Linked DNA regions of Mus musculus: region 2 is linked to region 1. Evidence: chromatin loops called from intact Hi-C (ENCODE). Cell type or tissue: left cerebral cortex. All regions are shown on one strand. Links, peaks and the distances in the headings refer to the core of each region. The heading gives the core; the rest is flanking DNA.

What was found. Hi-C counts contacts between places; a loop is a spot of excess contacts. Peaks named below come from ENCODE experiments on the same cell type or tissue, not always from the same donor. Only the 100,000 strongest peaks of a DNase experiment are listed, where the experiment ranks them.
Region 2: it touches region 1 in a loop (2.5-fold over the local background); 3 of 42 quality-filtered maps call a loop at or near these places.

What each region holds. Positions count from the first base shown.
Region 1 is chr17:10,741,465-10,750,821 of GRCm38, reverse strand. The region is part of intron 2 of Pacrg (PARK2 co-regulated); the gene reads left to right. Among named protein-coding and RNA genes, the nearest start is that of Gm16169, 62 kb to the left of the region's middle. In left cerebral cortex, for the core only: a CTCF peak has its summit at 5,454 (motif pointing right); DNase peaks (open chromatin) are centred at 5,548 and 5,992; H3K27ac peaks cover 1,489 bases.
Region 2 is chr17:11,062,360-11,071,716 of GRCm38, reverse strand. It overlaps Prkn (parkin RBR E3 ubiquitin protein ligase), which reads right to left. Exons shown (of 12, transcript NM_016694.4): 2 at 4,425-4,588. Among named protein-coding and RNA genes, the nearest start is that of Gm41526, 67 kb to the left of the region's middle. In left cerebral cortex, for the core only: CTCF peaks have their summits at 3,326 and 3,991 (motif pointing right); a DNase peak (open chromatin) is centred at 3,987; H3K4me3 peaks cover 701 bases; H3K27ac peaks cover 721 bases.

The sequences.
Region 1 (9,357 bases), core at 900-8,899:
AATGTGTGGCTGGCCTTAGTATAAAGGTGGTAGCTCAGACTTAGACATGAAGACAGTTATGCTGGAAGAAAAAAATATATATGATACTCAAGACAAAGAAGGCAGAGTAGGGAAAGGTATTCACGGGGATCCTTACGCTGTGCTTGTTTCACGGTACTGCCGTATTCTCTAAGGCTTAGGGGGGCAATGCCAGCATCCAGCAAAAGAAGGAGAAGTTGTAGTAAATGACTTGAACTTAAGATCATCAAAATGGGTAAAATAACAAATCCTGGGTATAAAGCATTTGATGGCTAGATTGAAAGGAATGAGCTCATCGCTGAAAGCTAGTGTGGCACACCAGGAAGTTGCAGGTGGGAAAGACCTGGGTAGACTTGCCTTTCAGAAATACTTTGGCATAAGGAATTTGGTGGATGGTGTGTCAAGTCTAACTTGAAGAAGCCCAGAGGACATTCTGAGTATGAACTGGGAGTGAGAGAAAACCTGGTCCAAAAGAATTAAGGAGAGCAAAGAGTACAGAGTAAACAGGAGCCCAGGCCCTGCAGTTTCTGGTCAGTTAGTAAGCAAGGGAAGTGGTTAGCTCCCATGAGTGGAGACAGTGGATCTGACAATATGTCAACCCTCAGCTTCCACCTCCAGTGGCTGAAGAACTTTGTCTCCCCAGAGTAGCAGTAGGGGAAATAAAATCTCTTCCTTATGTCTTGCTGAAGTGTATCCTTTAGCTAGTGGAAGATCTGGAATTAGAAGAGAAAAGGAGTCAGCACATCTGCCCTGGTCAGGAGGAGGAGGCTGTGACTCTTGGGTAACAGTGGGCACAGGACAGGATTCTCAGTCCCAGTCTCTCAGTACAGCGACCAGCTCTGTAAGCCACACCTGTAAATCCACACAGGAGTATAGTTACAGTGAATTTTCTATGGTGTAATCGAATATCAAGGAAAGCTCTGTAAAAATATTTGGAATTCTTTCCCTCCATCTTTCAAATTAGCTACCAATCTCTGTACTTTCAGAGACTCCCCTAAGCCCTTTTTTATGAAGTCAGAAATTTTGAAATAGATGACTTTTCTTTTATGTGACTTTAGTCAGGATTCTTGGAGGTTAGTTCTGTCACCTTGGTATACAGTGTATATCACACCTAATAAATGGGATCACACTGACTTACTGGACAGTAGGGCTGTATACTTCATGCCAGCCATTGTCCTCAATGACAGGCCTTCAGAAACCCATGTATGAGACCTGTGCATGCACATCTATCACATCTTTCACAATGGTGAAAAAAGAGTGCTAAGGAAATATACCCATAACTTTGGGGGAATCCAGGGGCTTGTAAAATGAGAAGTTAGCAGTTGAGTTGATGCCACATGAGACCTTAAGGTTTGACAAGAGAGGAAAACAGAATTACAGAGAAGATGATGTTCCAGGCAAAGGAGACTGTATAGAAATATCAAAAAGGAGCAAAATGGAGTTTACTAAAGAAGAGCAAGCAGTTCGATCCACTGGCATTGAAGGAGTGAAGGATGCTTTAAGAAAAAAGGCCCGTTATGACTGCTATCAAGCTGTACTTACTACACACGTGTTACAGAGCTGGAACACCACAGGAGCAGACATACAGTGAGGACCAGGGATAGAGAAAAGGACAAGAAGGGAGGCACCACCGGTCCCGGTCCCACAGGCAGGGCCAGACGAATGCTCCTCAGGACTGAAACGGGCCCATTACTGAGAGAGTCTCACTGAGGTCTGTGAGCAGAGCCATTTGCTTGGCAGAGTCTCAGCAGCAAATGGTGGACCCAGGGAAGCATCAGAGCCCAGCTAGCTGACCCTCCCTTGACCTGCTCTGTGCAGGTGCCCTGTGAATATTCTCTTTCCTTATCAGCTGTGGCTTTACTCCCCTGAATTGCTCTTCTAATTACTTCCTTGTATTATAAAAGTATGGAGATTATTAATTATCAATCCTGAAATATTGATAATTATAAAAATGATAGCCACAGACAATAAAATAAATTAGACTTGTTTTGGCAAAGACCATTGAAGCCAGAGAGCCTCATGCATGCTCGGTAGACACTCTATTGTTAAACTATACCCTTAATTCCTAAATGTTAACAGTTTGATATATCTAAATGTTAAGGTAGGTTTAAAATTTATTAAAGAGAAAAAGCATACTTTCAAGTCACCAAATGGCAATGAATAACAATTTTCTTACAGTTTAGGGCTTAGCAATTCTGATAATTTAACTAGTTATAACTTAATTGGTAGATTTAGTGGTCACTTGTTATCTACAACTTAATTAATAGGTGTTTGTAGACTGGCATCATTTTATCACAACTTTGTCCAAAATGTTATTTTCTAAAGTCATATAGTTCTAAGAATCCATAACATTGAGTGTTCAGATTCACAAAGCAGCAGAATGAGCAGTTATATCCGGGCAAAAATATTTATGTCTCCTACTTTTAATTACTCTTTTATTTGAGGCTTTTACAGACAATGTATTTAAACTACTTCTATATATTGTATGATGTGTTCAAGTAAGATCGATGCTGGGGGTGGGCCTGTCCAGCAGCTTGGTCACATTGTATCTGCAGTCAGAAAGTAGAGAAGAAGAGGAATGCTGATGTTAGCTTGGGCTCATTCTACTCTCTCTCTCTCTCTCTCTCTCTCTCTCTCTCTCTCTCTCTCTCTCCCTCCCTCCCTCCCTCCCTCCCTCCGTCCCTCCCTCTCATCTCCTGTTTGTTTTAATTTATTGTTGGTTTGTTTTGCTCTTTTCTTCAGTCAGTGACTCTCTCTACCCATGGGATGGTGGCTATCCACATTTAGGAAGGCCTTTCCAGTTAAATCTTTTTGGGAACTTCCTCAGAGATACATTGCATGGGTTAAACACATTAGTGATTGAGTCACCAATAATGCAAGGGTGTCGAATTAGAAATCAAAACACTTTCCCTTGGAGTCAGTAAACCAGGGTGAGCCCCGATTTGAATTCTCCATTCCATGCTCAGTGCGTCTTCTGTCTGTTATATGAGTCTGAGTCTGAGTCTGAGCCTGATGAAAGATGGTCTTCTGAATCTGACCCTGTGTCTGTCAGTTGTGACTGTGTCTGTCCCTAACAAAGAGCTCTGCTCTCTCTTTTATTGATCAACACCAAAAGCATGACAGGGGGAGAGAATGGGATATTTTACAGACGTCTTTATAAAGGATTAAGTCACTGGCTCCAACTGACCCAGACAACAGGCAGTGCTATAAACATGACTGTTTATCAACTAATATCCATAAATGTTCTGCTCAACATTTATGGTGGATATTCATTTTAGAAGATTGCTTTCAACCTCCATATTTACTGCTTTCAGCAAATGACACTCATGTATTGTTCTGGGCCAGGAGTAGGGAAGAGTAAATAAATTAAGAATCAAGACCCTCTTGTATTTATGGTAATCTTGGCAGGATTGTTTCTGCCTTAAACTGTATATGTTTTTACATTTGTGTTACATGGTTTTTGCTGATTCTTTGAAGTAAGGGACCATTTTATTTCCAACCTCAAAACAATTAAGTTTTTGTTTTGTTCCTTTTTCTTTGCTTTAACTGTGCACAGTATCTTGCACATGTCGAGGATTTATTTAGTATATACAGAAGTGAATTATGTAAAAGCTCATTTCTTCTTGTGAAAAATCCAGGAGTGACTGATAATCTATTATGTTAGTAACAGACTCTTCCACCTACATAGTCTCAAAAAATAATTACAGTTCTCATGTTTGGACAGCCAGCAGAGCAGACCCACCCCCAGGAGCTAATATCTCCTCACATGGTCTTGTAAGAATTGACCACAATCCATCCATTTAATTACAAACATGCTGCCAATTAGCTCTGTGTCCCCAAGAGTTGTTGAATCTTTCAGTGTTTTAATTTTCTCCAGGATCTTTGTGGTTTGCACTGTCCATGTCTTTGGGAATAATAGCATCATTGTGACCACACCTACTGTGGCTGGAATAAGGCTTGGGCGAACCAAGGTCTATTAAAGCACCCCAACTAGCCACAGAGCCAGATGACAAGTGATAGCTGTACTGTAATTTTTAGTTTTGAAATTATTAGGAATAGTGGCTGCAGAGATGACTCGGGGGTTAAGAGCCCTGGCTGTCCTTCCAGAGGACCCAGGTTCTATTCCCAGCACCCACATGGCACCTCACAACTGTCTATAACTTCAGTTCCTGGGGATCAGACACCCTTATATCAGGCATCATGCATGCATACATACAAACATATAGACAGGCAAAACACCAATGTACATGAAATAAAAAAAAAATTTTAAGAAAAAATATTAGGAATGGTGGCCTCTGTCAGCCTTCAGTTTAAACTAATGTCATGGGCATTCTTGTGCTTTTCAGAGTGATTTAAGTATGATAAGTCTGTTTGAAATCACATATTATTCTATGAAAACAATATAGTAGCTTTAAACAAGAAAATAGCCTACAAATAGGGTAAGAACCCCACTAGAGAGACCATCAGGGGATATTCCGAAGAAGTCCTCATGTTCGTGAAAATGCATCTTATGGTGAGAGATTTGTGAAAATGTCTACAACTTCCAGGTTAACAAGGTGACCTCAGCACATCAGCATACTGAGTCCCTTCTTAGGAGAGTGTGACCCTGGCTCTGTTGGACTTACCAGGTTCATAATGTACACCTGGTAGGAGACATGATTCAGCATGTCAGATCTCTTCAATGACATGCCTTTGGTTGTCACTTCTAGTGACCCCAAAATGTATACCATACTGTACCAGGAATGGTCACAGTTTTACTCAGACCTTCAAATGTGATTATACATGCATGCATGCACGCATGCACTCTCACACACACACATTCGCGTACCTACGAACAGGAGACCACAGTTGAAATTCCAGTAGTTGATTCCTTCAGGTAGTCTTAGAGGGCTCACTTTGTCAGGATGATGCAGATCCTAAACTTGTAAGGTGGTCAGAAAATGATTAGGGTCACATTACAGCCCTTGAGCCTTCCCGTGGTAAAAATGCCCACAAAGAATTCAAACAGATATTTTATTAGCGGTGTATAATGTCTCTGAAACAAAAAAACAACAAGCAACAAAACAGGAAACAAATGCATTGAAGAACTGAAAGTTAGTCAAGGGCAAGACCATTCTGATGTGGTTTAACTGGTTTAAACGATTAGTTGACTTAACTTCATGAATCTCGAAATCAATATATTTTAGTAAACTAGAGTCATCTTTAATTTTCTGTGCGGAGCACACAGCATTTTAAGCAACCCTTCATGTCTGACATTTTGGCATACTTCTACTGGTCCAAACCGTTTTCTCTCAAAGACTCCATACTGCCATGAAGGCATTCCTATTTTATGTCTCCATTTTTGGCTGAAAATCCTTGTGGCTGATCTCAGCCTGTTTCCCTAGGTCTTCCCTTAAGAGTTGAGGGGATTAGAGCGTGAGGAGAACAGGAAGAGAGGAGCTTGCCAGTAGGTGGCTCACTTTGAATGTGCTTGGGATGGGATCAGAAATGTCACCCCTCCTCCACTAAGCCTTTGCTTTCTATCCCTGCTGCTTGGAGCCTTTTTCTGTAATGCCTGAGTCATTTGCAGGGGGGTGAAGAGGGGAAGAAAGAGAAGAAAGCCAGCATGCACCAGCCTCCTCAGAGCGTAAGAATAGCATGGCCCCATCTCATTCTGAGTGGTCCCCAAGTGGAGCCTGAACCGAATTCTCTTCTCCACACACAATTGCTTGTTCTTTTGTTCCTTGTGTCCTTAGCAAAGACTGAAAGAACTAAGCCTGTAATACTTGGGCCCTCCTGTGTCACTTAAGGAATAATAGGCCATTGTCTTCATTAAGCCACCCTTGTTTTAGCAAATAGAATCCAGAGCCTGGAGGGAGAACATTTTGAAGGGGGCAGAATCAGAGGAGAGAGGCTTCACTGGATTCCCTAGAGAAACTGTTTTGTTTCTCCTGCTTTATTGCTCCTCACTGAGAAGATTCATATTCAAATGGGCTGAGTCTGTGAATAGTTGCTTGCACATTCTCATGCACCCAGGAAGGCTATGATTATGGCTAATTACAGCGCAGAATGAAACCCTAACAAGAGTGCTCAATCAGATTGTTGTTCATGCATGAAGTAAGTAAGGCTGGCCAATGGAGGTGTGATTCTGGTAATTACAAACATTGTGGCTATTTGAAAAATGCTTAGTAAATCTGTTCAGGACAAAATAAGTTCTAATTAATCACTTTAGACTCTGATTTCTCCAGACGATTCATGTGCACTTTAAAAAAAAGTTTAAGGTCCCCTCAATAAACCAAATCTAAATATAAAATATGCTCATTGTCCACACTTTGTTGGAGGAATGGAACTATGCCGCCTGCCCCATTCCTGTCTTTTCTGGCCATCATATCGAACTTGCCTTTTATGCAACTCGACAGACGGTTCTTTAAAAATAAATGTGTACATATTCTTGTTATTATCTGGCAAACCAAATGATTTATGAAAAATTACTGGAAAACATCAACTGTTAATTTAAACATCCAGATCGATTTAATAATTGTGCTGATGTGTCTAAGAATATTCAGTAGACTGTGGCCCTGGATTATAATACCCAAGGATGTTACAGGCTGAAGAAATGTTATCTTCTCCTAATCCATCACGAGGAACAGGACTGAGGCCGCAATAGCAACAAAGAAATGCCTAGCGAGAACTTTGTGACACAGGCATCCTTCAGAAATAAACTAGGTAGCACGCTCATCTGTGTAGTTCAGACAGTGCACTAGGAAACTTAACAAAGTCGTGTGAGAGCGTTCTCCTCAGAGTTCCTGTATTGCTTTCCTTCCTTCCTGTCATGTGAGGCTCCATCGAAGGCAGGGCAAGAGTGACCTTCCTAGGCTCCAAAGCTGCCTTGGAGAAGGCAAGAAATTCCAGTTTCCAGCGTCCTCACTAGAGAGAGAGCACCGGCCATGACGGGACCCTCCTGCAGATCTGCTTCCTTGCTTCTTCTCTGTAGAGAATACTCTGCATGAAGATATTGGTGGCTTCACATCCTGAGCCTGACAGTAATTAACTGGTGGCCCCTATGAGAACAGAATCAGACTGTAGGAACATGTACACTTCAGGGCCATTCTTGTTTTCAGAAACTTTTAAACTGGAGACATCTTGGGTTTCTCTATTTTTTTTTCAAAGTACTGCATACTAATGGAGTGGCTACAGGACCAGTTTCTTTATTTGACATTTTGCAATTTCCTTTGTTCCCTAACCTAAAAATAGATCTTAAGAAATTGTAAGTTTTTTCTCTGTGGTAATCCAAAATAAGTCAATCCAAGCCAGATATAGATAGATAGATAGATAGATAGATAGATAGATAGATAGATAGATAGATAGACAGACAGAGATGGATATGGATATGGATATGGATATGGATATGGATATGGATATGGATATGGATATGGATATGGATATGGAAGCTACTGCTCTGGGGCAGCTTCACTGGCCCCAAAGACTGAGTCCAGAGAAGTCACTATGGGGAGGGAGAACGAGGGGAGGGGGAAGAGAGAAAGTGCAGAGAGAGAGAGAGAGAGAATGAGGGGAGAGAATGGAAAAGAGGAGAGAGGGAGGGAGGGAGGAAGAGAAAGGGAGAAAGGGAAGGAGGGAGGGGGAGAATTAGCAAAATGTCTGGATTATGTAGGGAAGAGCCTCTGGGGGGAAGGCAGTCCAGCCTCTAGGCTGGAAAGTTCAGAATTGGGTGCAGGATATGCTAGGTAGGAACTGAGGGATGTTGGGAGAACCTAGAGGCCAGGTCTCTTTAGTATGCAAGATATGCATCTCAGCACCTTGTCCCTAGCCTTGTCCCAGGGCCTAAAATCAATCAAAAATGGCCAGAGTGACGGTAAGAAAGGTAGCGTGATAAAAGCATTTCATTTAAGGGTCTCAAATGTGCCTCGGTCTTTGTTTGCTTTCATTTCTGATAGAATGCATTCCACCCAACTACTTGAGAACTTTTCAATTTTGCCCTATTGAGCAGTTAAATCTGAACCAAACAGAACTATCTTTTACAATTAAATTATCTAGAAATTAAATTGATTACAGCTCCTAACTGAATGGATCACAGGGCTCAGATTCACCGTCCCAAAGATGGTTCTGTGGAGGTCATCCTCTGGCCTTCCTGTGTTCCGTTCTGCACAACGTTGAAACAGAACCAGAATTCCCAGTCAACAGCAGGCAGCAAGGCTGGTTTCTGGCCTCTTCTGTTCTTCTTAAGCCTGTTCTTCCAAGACGCACCTTGCTCTCTTCAGAATTCCCTTTATCACAATGGCTGAGAAGCAAATGCTTGCTTCCAGGGGGGTTTCTGCACGGCTCTCCAATCCTGGATAGGAGTCAGCACACAGAGGCTGTTTCCTGGGGTCTTTGGTCTTATTTTCTGTGTGTGCATAAACTTTGGCTACACGCATTTGCTAAGCTTTTCTCTTGCTGCTCTGTGGCCCAGAACCCTTGCAGTAGGGTAGGAAAAGATCAAGTTTTCTCCCCTCCAGGAGCAAAGGCTTTCCTATCTAAATTGCGGCAGTCTCTGAAGGGCAGGGTGGTCTGGGAGGTGGGGAGAGCAAGGAGGACACAAAACAGCAAGGGGAAAAGATCAACCCTTTGACGGGCTTTTTATAACCATTCTTTTTCCTTTGAGCAAGAGGTTTATTAGAAGTTTTATTAACACCATGGGCAAACACATAGACAGACAGACAGACAGCAGCATGACAGGATTGAGAGAAGTTGAGGTCCCAGAGATCTTCTAATTTTAGTTCACTTACAACACATATGGTCTGTAAATGAAAGGAAGACTGACGTGACTAGTTTTTGTACACACAACGTTCTACAGATCGCAGTATTTCATTTCTCTAAACTTAGTAATCATAAGTAAACTGTGCTCATCACCAAAGAGATCTGTGAGCAATGACAATGTAAAATAAAAAGGTTTTAGAAAATTGAGTTTTAGGAAGTAGTAGGAAAATGAGTTTTAGAATCTTGTCTTTTTTTTTTTTTTTTTTTTGAAAAACGTGCCTTTTTTATAGTAAACTTTATCAACTTGATAACCTAATAGCGATATAAAAGTTAAGTCCTGTTGTTACAGGCATGGATCTGAATCCCAGGGCATCCACTGAGGTATACAGGCTTTTGTGTCCCAGGATAGAGAACTAGATCAGGGACACGACACATGGTTAGAAATAGAGCTACAAGCAGTATATTAAGAGAGAAAGAATGAACCTGGGCTCGTGTGGAGGGGAAACAGTCTGTGGTGTTCCAAGTCTCCTGAGCTAGGGCCTTCATGATCCTTTACAGGTCATTTGCATAGTACCCATCACTCCCATGTTTGTGTATTGCAGG
Region 2 (9,357 bases), core at 450-8,449, 320 kb before region 1:
AAGGCTTTTCCTAATAAGAATTGCTGTGGTTATAATGTCTCTTCACAGCAATAGAATACTGACTAGGTCACGATGTAAAATATACATTTCTATCTTATTTTGTGTGTGTGCTGAAAGTTAAATTCATCATTACAGAGAGAATATAAATTCAATAACTTCTCCCATGGGCCACATTTAAACAATGTATCCCACATTTTGGCTATGATGGTTAATATTATGTCAACATGAGGAGCCTAGGGCACCTGGACAAACATCAAAGCTTATTCTGGGTATGACCTGTGTCTCTGAATGAGGTCAGTGTTTGTGTTGGTGGCCTGAGTAAAGAGGCTGCCTCCCAGTGTGAGAGGTCCTTATCCTGTCTGCTGAGGATCTTTGCTATAAGACAAAAGAGCTGATGGTTGAGAAAGGGGAATTCCCCTTGACCATCTTTGAGGGAGGGCATCACTCTCTTCCTGGCCTTCAGGCTTGAACTGAACTGTTGGCTCTCCCTTGGCTAAGCCTTAAACTAGAGCTGTGCCTCTGGCTTTTGGCCCAGAGACCTACACATTGGCTTGGAGCAGCACTACTGATTCTCCAAGGTTTTCACCTGCAGATCTGGGGACTTCCCAGCCTCCTTAATGGCAAGTGTTAATTTCTAATAATAAACTTCTATAAATAAGTACAGTGTTGTGTCTAATATATAGTATATAATACAAATTACACATGCACACACACACACACACACAAAGGACACAAAGGACACAAACATATTAAGTATTGTTTCTGTTTTGTTTGAGGACCCTGACTAATATTCTGGCTAACCCTCTGCTGATACATTAACAGCAAAGCATTTAGTGAAAAATGCAATTAATTCTGCTCTAAAGTCCAAATAGAGACTAAAGTCTCATCTCAGCAGTTAATGTAACTGTAATGTTTGTAACAGTTTGGGATATAAATAACTGTACTAGGATTCATTTTCTTTGTACAATTTTTTTAATAAATTTAATAATAAATAACAGAGGGTTATTTGAGGAATTTTGACATGCAGCATGCTATGTTTGGCTAAGTACAGAGGAGTGACCTGTGATTCAAGCAGATTTTTAGTACTCTGTTGCAAGAGCTGACAGGACTCTTAGCAAAGAAACAAAAAATGGGGATTTTTCTGTTTGTTATAGTGTGCAAATAATTAACACACCTATGCAATACAGCATAGTACAATGCTTGCACAGTTACTGTTGCCTCGTCTCTAACTTTAATTTTACATGTATGGATTATGATTGCATTAAGATGATCTAAGGATCATACCTTATACCCACACAATACCCACACAATCAACAGCAGCACACATTGGTACAGTGTGCTTACATGTAGCATCTTTATATAAACAGACTCATTTCTTTCCTTACAAAGTTGCAAGACTAGGCTTATAGTTATTTCTACCTTTAAAATGAACAATGTGAGACAGAGAAGCTAAATTCACTAATGTGCATCCTGCATGTAAAAATCAATTTGCTTTCATGTGTTACATTAAAAACTAGACATAATCTAAAGATTTAAGAGGTAGATGAAGATATAAACACTGTTAGAACACCATGTATACACTTAGCATGGTATTATGTTAAGCGAAAAAATCTTAATGGATACAAAATTGGTTCAAACTCATTACGTCTCCATACAAGTCAGCTATTCATAAAGGCAGAGGCTAGTCCATGTAGCACAGCCTGACAGACATCACTTCTCCTCTGAGAACTCTCCAGGTGGGTCTGCTTCCTTTCAGTGACAGGTGGAGCTAAACACATTACAGAGTCCTCTGTCACAAACCCTTTCTCCACTTTCACCAAATTTTTATTGTTTATAACAGAAAATTAAAAGAAAATCTTTGTGTGCACATGTACCATGTATATGTGCGTGAACACATGTGTGTGGAAGTCAAAGGATGACCACGCATGTCAGTTCCCACCTTCACAGAATTTGAGGCAGGGTATCTTGTTTGCTGTGTATGCTAGGCTCGCTGGCCTGCTGGCTTCTGACCTCCCCTTAAGAGCACTGAATTACAAACAACTGTGTATGACTAAGTTAAACTTAAAGAGGGCTCTGGGGATCTGAACTCAGGTCTTGTGTTTGTAGGGCAACCTTTGTCACTGAATGATTACCTCAGCCCCTAAGAACAGAAAGGCTCTTCACTTACTTTTTAACTCTCAGAATTTAGAGGCTTTAAGGATAGCCTCAAAAGTGTCAGTTGGGTGGCCTCTACTTCCTGAAGTTGTCTGCTCCCTTGTCAGGAAACGAAGATACTCATACTGCTTCGTGCTCACCCCTTCACAATTGAATCTATTCCAGTTGCTGTAAAAATATTTCTCTCTGGGCAAATATCTGTGAATATTAAATCTGTACCCTAGGTCCAGACCCAGGTTCCAACAGTTTGTTAAATATCTCCTTACATATCCATTCTTCATAAACTCTCAGCACCCCTGGACATTCAGCTCCCTTCCCATGGCTTTCTATGGCACCCCTTTGCTGTCTATGAATGAAATCGAAGGACCAAGTCTGTCAAGATTTTGTCAAATGCCCCAGGAAACTCCATCTTTTCCTGTCTTCAGTATTGCTTCTGCTTCCGGAAGAACAGCACCTGGCTTGCCTCCCAAGCCCGTGGTGTGTGTTTCCTTTTCATCTGAAGAATCCATATCTGGATCCACTCGGGAGCTCTTTCCTGGTGCCTTCCCATTAGATATACAGCCTCACTTTTGAAACATCACGATACTCATCTTTAATGGGTTATACAGTAATAATTACACACAGCCTGTGCATATTATATGCGTTCGGCTGGACCACGTGGCTTTGTTAGTGATTTTAGCATATGTAGTGCTCTCAGACAGTCTGAGCTAGTGTTGCTTTAGTTCAGAGGCCTAAGCGGGTAAGAAGCAGACTCCCTGAACGAACTCCCTCTAACCAAGCCACTGAAAAGCTCTGAACACTGGGAATTCTAAACGTGCGAATCAAGGTAAGACAGTTGAACCAATACATTAACTGTTATAAAATCTATCTGTCCCTCACGCCAGTTAGTCTTACTGAACAAAAAACAGCCAACTGCTACACGTACCCTCCTTTGTACAGGTGAGGGGATTTAAAATCTAATGGCTCTCATAATAAAGTCTATCTGGATTCAAGAAACAGTTTTAAAACCATTTATTTGTGAAGGAAACAATCTTAGGTTTAGAAGTTGGCAGGAACTGCAAAAGCTTTTTAGTTGACTGAAATTAAAAAAAAAAAAAAATCCAAACACTTCTTAGCACAGGCACTTCCCTTATGAAACAAATTGCCTGAAAGCAAAGCACAGCACTTTGTGCACAATGGGTGTGAGTCCTCCTGCCACCAAAGGGGGCAGGCGGGGGGGGGGGGGGAGATAGCAGAATCATTTGCATTTCTATAGTTTCTTTGTATACCCACATTCCAAAAGCATTTCACAAAGCAGCAAATACGTCAGCGCACTGCCTGGCCTGGGCAGTCAGAAGCTCCGAGTACAGCACAGGTCCCCACCCTGCTGTGAACCAGGGTGCAATACCACCCTACACAGAGTGGAGGGGACGCGCTTTTCCCTGCTTCTAATCACTTGAGTAAATGTGGTTCATATTTGCCGGACTTCCCTCCAAAACACTCACTGTTCTCTCATTCTAGGCAAAGGGCCCGTGCATCAATTGCTATCCAGTTCCTTGGATGCCTACAAAACTCATCTCTCCAAATGTACAAGATGCCATAAAGAAGCGGTTTCCACAGCACAGCAGGGGCCAGATACCCAGGAAGTAATAGGCAGGAAAGCAGATCCCCACAGTTTAGTTAGTTCTGTTTCAGGGGCGTCGGCCAGGGGTAACTCCGTCTACGCCCCCGAGATACAAAGATGGACTTTTGCTGTGTGAATTTGATGCTTCCTGTCCTTGGCTCAGAGCCCTCTGCAAATGGGGGCCCTGGGCCAGTGTCTGCTGTAGTCCAGGCAGCAGCTATGAGTGTCCTCCAGGGGTCACAGTTGGGTTGTAAATCCCTCACTAGGCATGGCCTGAGCAGCCTTCTTGGGAACGATTTATTTGAATCCTTCTTCATTACGATTCAAATAGAATAAGGAAGGTAAAAATTGAACAGACCCAGAAATTGTGCCTTCCTGCTCCCTCAGTCAGTAAACATTTATTCACTAAACTGAGCGCGCGCGCCCCTGGCTTCTCTCTCCCGGTCTTGGCTCACCCACACTTGTTCCTCCAGTCCTTCCTGCATACTGTTTTAATGCATAATTAAGAAGGTCAGAATTAATGAAGCCGTGCGGAGTAAAGTTCAAGGAATCCCCAGGTACTATTTATTCTATTAGATCTCAGGCGTGAATGTCAGATTGGCAGCATTAGCTGCAGGGTCTTTGGCCCTGGCTACATCCCAGGGACCACCCACCCAGGGAGACTCACTTGAACCGTCAGGTGATTCGGAAGCTCCTTCCCGGCAAAAATCACACGCAGCTGGTCAGCTGGAACCCCCTGTCGCTTAGCAACCACTTCCTTGAGCTGCAAGATGCTGGTGTCAGAATCGACCTCCACTGGGAAGCCATAGCTGGAGTTGAACCTGACAAACACTAGACAAGACCAGGGGCAGAGAGAGAAGAAAGAATATTACTCCAAACCCTTAATGGCCAGTGAAATGTCTCTGAAGCAGCTTGCCCCTCACCTGCCCTCCAGTGCATGGCATATATTTTCTTCCATTTATCACAGAGCATAAATTTATAGTATAGAGCAGTAGTTAGAAAAAAGACAAAACAAAACAAAACAACAACAACAAAAAAAAAAACAAACAAAACCAAAAACAGTTTCCCCTAGGTGTTTTTCCCTAGGTGTTTTCCTGCTCAGACCCTGGTCAGTGACCTGCAGACTACGGCAGTTTTGTGCCTTTCACAGCCCTCCTGGAACAGAGGGAGTAAAGCGGAGAACTTGCTTGATTGGAATCTCAAGATTCCCATGAGTGTATAGACTATTCTGCTCCAAAAGACTGAACAAATGCTCACTCCCTCCGCAGAGTCCTTTGCATAAAACTCAAAGGCAGCATGTGGATGCCCCAGAAAGAAATGGTGGAAATGGAAGCCACTGTGTAGACAGCTGAAGAGAGCTTGGGGCCTATGAAAGAACTCTGGGCAAGGTTTTGAATCTAGGTTCTGTGAAGAGTTCTGGACTCTGTGAAATGGTTGTAGGTTCTTGATAAGGCCTCCATACTCTGTGTAAGGATTTTGCACCCTGTGTTCTTAGCTCACAGGTGACAGTGGATTTCGAGCGAGATCTTGAAGTGACATCACCTCTGCTGTTGTGATCACTCTCTTCATTAGAATCTGGCTAGAGTCCATGATATCTCCCAGACTGTCTTCTCATTCCCCTTGTCACACCATCTCTAGCATTTCTCACATCTGCCTGCTGTTTACAACCACCCACTCTTTTAACACCACTCCAGGTGAGGCTCTTAGATACTTGCTAGTCTCCTGAGCCAGGTGGGGTGGTGCATGTCTTAACTCTCAACACTCAAAAGCAGCAGCTGGATTTCTGTGAATTCTAGGCCAGGGTGCTCCACATAGCAAGTTCTAGAATGGTCTAGACTGCACATAGCAAGTCCCTGTCTTAAACAGAAAAATAAAACAAACAAACAATATTTTCTAAATTCTTGCATTTATCTTCTCAATTAATCTACTTTTAGTTTTGTAGTATATTGTTTCTTTTCAATTTAAAGATTTCTTCAAAATAACATATAGTGTTAAATAATGGTTTGAGACCAAGATAGGAACTTTCCAGTCAACTTTAGGACAGGGGCCTCAATTCTCATTCATATTCTCTCTCTCTCTCTCTCCCTCATGCTTTATAATAATTATAGTGCCACTGATGGCCAGACACTTACATATGCTGCAAGTAAGGTCTTTTCTGAGCCCTCAGTAATCTAGGCAGCTCAGTGTGCTGCTATCCAGTAGAGCTGCACATGACGCCCAGAGAACTACAGTCACTTTCTTGTACCTTCTTTGTAATGAAATTGGAATTCATATATAGCTCATCCCATTTCTAGAAAAGCTGCCTAAGACCTCAGAGGAAAGAACATAGTTCTTTGCTTGTGATAGAAAGGATGGATAACAGCAGTGAAAAGTCCAGTTCCTAACATGATGTGCTATTCCCTCTACAGGAGAAAACTGGATAGGATAGGATAGGATAGGATAGGATAGGATAGGATAGGATAGGGGAGGGGAGGAGAGGAGAGGAGAGGAGAGGAGAGGAGAGGAGAGGAGAGGAGAGGAGAGGAGAGGAGAGGAGAGGAGAGAAGAGGAAAGAGAAGGGAAAAAGTGATTCCAGGGAAGGAGCCCAGTTCTGAGAATGGGGGACAATGGTTTTGAAACAGTGAAATAAAAACAGAGAGCCAACGATGCAAAAGATTCAGGAGCAGAAGACCCAATAGCTTTGAAATATCTAGAAAAGGTCAGGGTTGGAAGGATAAGGAATTCATGAAAAATACTAAATATTAAGAAAACTGGGCAGTGTGTGACAGTTCTCCTCTGTGTGTGTGTGATTCATTCAACACCTTTGAAAACACAGATGGCAAAATAAAAATATATTGACAGTGGTCATGTATGCATAGCATCTGAGATCAAGACTCAAAGACAACCAATCCATCGGGTAAGTTGCAGGACAGGGGATTACAAGGGACAAAGACATGATCAAATTTTAAATTTTACTGGTTTTTCTACTACTGTGAATAGATTTTTTTTTTAAAGACAACGCTATGGGGGTGATGTTGAAGGAAGCTGGTGGGAGCTATTTTAAAGGTACTATAGAACTACATTAAAATCCCAAGAGAATCTGTTCTAATGTATTTTTCCAAGGGTTTAAGTCATGAAAATCCTACTATAAATGCAGGACTTATGAAGAAAATTGAGGGGAAGAAGGTGAAATAATAATAGTAGCAGAAATGAAATTACAAAAATCTGTATAACTGTTCAAATCATGTTTTAGGTGTTATTAAGTGTTTATTGTACTATAAAGTCTTAAATTCACTTTGCATAAATTATGAAAATTATATACAAATAGAGACTTTTGAATAGTAAACCCGTGAAACAAATTGATTTTACAATAAAATGAGCAACTAAGCCTATTGTACTCAATCAACTGTAATTCTTATGTAGGCTAAAGAGGAACATCTTAAGAAAGTGGTCAGGTAAACAACCAAATGTCATGTGGAAATATTCCAAATTCCATTTCTACAGCCCCTCAAGCCCAGCTATGATTCCTGAGTGGGGAGAGCTAGAGAGACCCAGTGTTCTCCCTCACAGAGTGGGGAGAGCTAGAGAGACCCAGTGCTCTCCCTCACAGGGTGGGGAGAGCTAGAGAGACCCAGTGTTCTCCCTCACAGGGTGGGGAGAGCTAGAGAGACCCAGTGTTCTCCCTCACAGAAAGCAAGGTATCTTTAGAGTCAGGCAAGCAGTAACTTGATTCCTGGCCACCCTTCTTTCTAATTTCACAACTTAGAATAAATTTCCAGCATCCTTCAATTCTGGTTGACTTGTCTACTGAGGGTCTACAGTGGGATTATAGATTACCTCCAGGGCCTGTTCCAGATTTCCTGTAATTGCATTTCAGAAACAGCCACAGAGAAGAACCCTTCCTAAAAACTCAGTTCCTTACTTGAACTGTCTAGAGGAGCTGGAGCTAATTTTAAAGCCCTACCACTGTTTGTTGTGAACCACTAAAAAGTACTCGATGTTTGGGTAAACACTGAGTAGATTTCTCAGGTCTTATCACCACAATAGACCCAAACCTTCTAAGAACTAAGAGTTAAAAGAAAAATTTGGCTAATCATCATTTTCTGTGATTTGACTATATGTGAAAAGTTTGCAGTTTGTTTAGTTGACGACTTCTTCTTCTTCTTCTTCTTCTTCTTCTTCTTCTTCTTCTTCTTCTCCTTCTCCTTCTCCTTCTCCTTCTCCTTCTCCTCCTTCCCCTTCCCCTTCCTTCCCCTTCTTCCCCTTCTCCTTCCCCTTCCCCTTTTCTCCTTCTCCTTCTCCTTCTCCTCCTTCCCCTTCCCCTTCCTTCCCCTTCTTCCCCTTCTCCTTCCCCTTCCCCTTTTCTCCTTCTCCTTCTTCTTCTCTCCTCCTCCTCCTCCTCCTTCTACTCCCTCCTCCCCTCTTCTTCTCCCTCTCCTTCACTTCCTCCTCCTTCTTCAGTGTGTTGTTATGATACTTCTTGCAGCATCTGATGTATATTATCACCCAGTAAAGGGTTGTAACTTAGTAGTCGCTTACATGGAACTGTTCATATAATTTGTGGTATACTTCCAATCATTAAAATCTAGATTACAAAATAATAACAAGAGAATTGGGGAGATGCTTGGCCATTGAGACCACTTATATTCAATTTCTAATACCCAAATCTGATACCGATACCCTCTTCCAGCTTTTGTGGTCAACAGGCATGCACATGGTACATAGACATGCATGCATACAGACAAAACATCCACATACATATAAATAATTGATAAATTAATTAAAAGTAATAACAATGAATATATGTGCAATCACTTATAGATGTGTGCTTATACATGCAAGCAGCAAATCTATATGGCAGAACATTGCTATAATATCATATAGTATATATATATATATATATATATATATATGTGTGTGTGTGTGTGTGTGTGTGTGTGTGTGTGTATCTTAATTTGTCTGTGATATCTTAGCCTAGGGAATAATTATAAAGTAAATACACATATGTTTTGTACATGGATATTTACAGATAATATTTTATAATCTTAGATAATGAACTGCAAATATGTTACTCTATTTCTGACAGGACAAGACGGTGCAGAGGTTCCTACATTTTGTAGTCTTGCTGAGGCCATTTCAAGTTTAATTGGAATTTGATCTCCTTGATGGACAACCCATGGAAAATTACCAAAATGTGTTTTAGGAACCCAAGGACAAGATGCCCTAAGTAGTTTTTCTTAGCTTCTGTTAAACTGCCTGCTTTGGCGAAGTCCCACTGAACCTTCAAAAACCCAGAGCTCTGGACGCAAACACTTGGGCTAAGCTTAGGTCCCAGCTGGCTGGAATAAAGACTTTCATTTGGCTATAAACTGTATCTGAGTTGTTGTCTCTGGGACGCTCCATGTAAGTAAAGCCACAGTTATATAAGTTATAAGTCAAGTTAAGTGAAGCAAGAGGCTGAGCCTAGGGGAATTTGCTTCTGAGAAGGGCAATCCCAGAAGGAAAAGAGTCAGAAAAGGAATGCACAAATTCTGCCCACCCACTTTGTGTCGAACCCTTCTACAGCGAAGGTAGAAGATAGTCTATAGAAGTTAAGTCAAAGCAACTATCCAAAGGGGCAG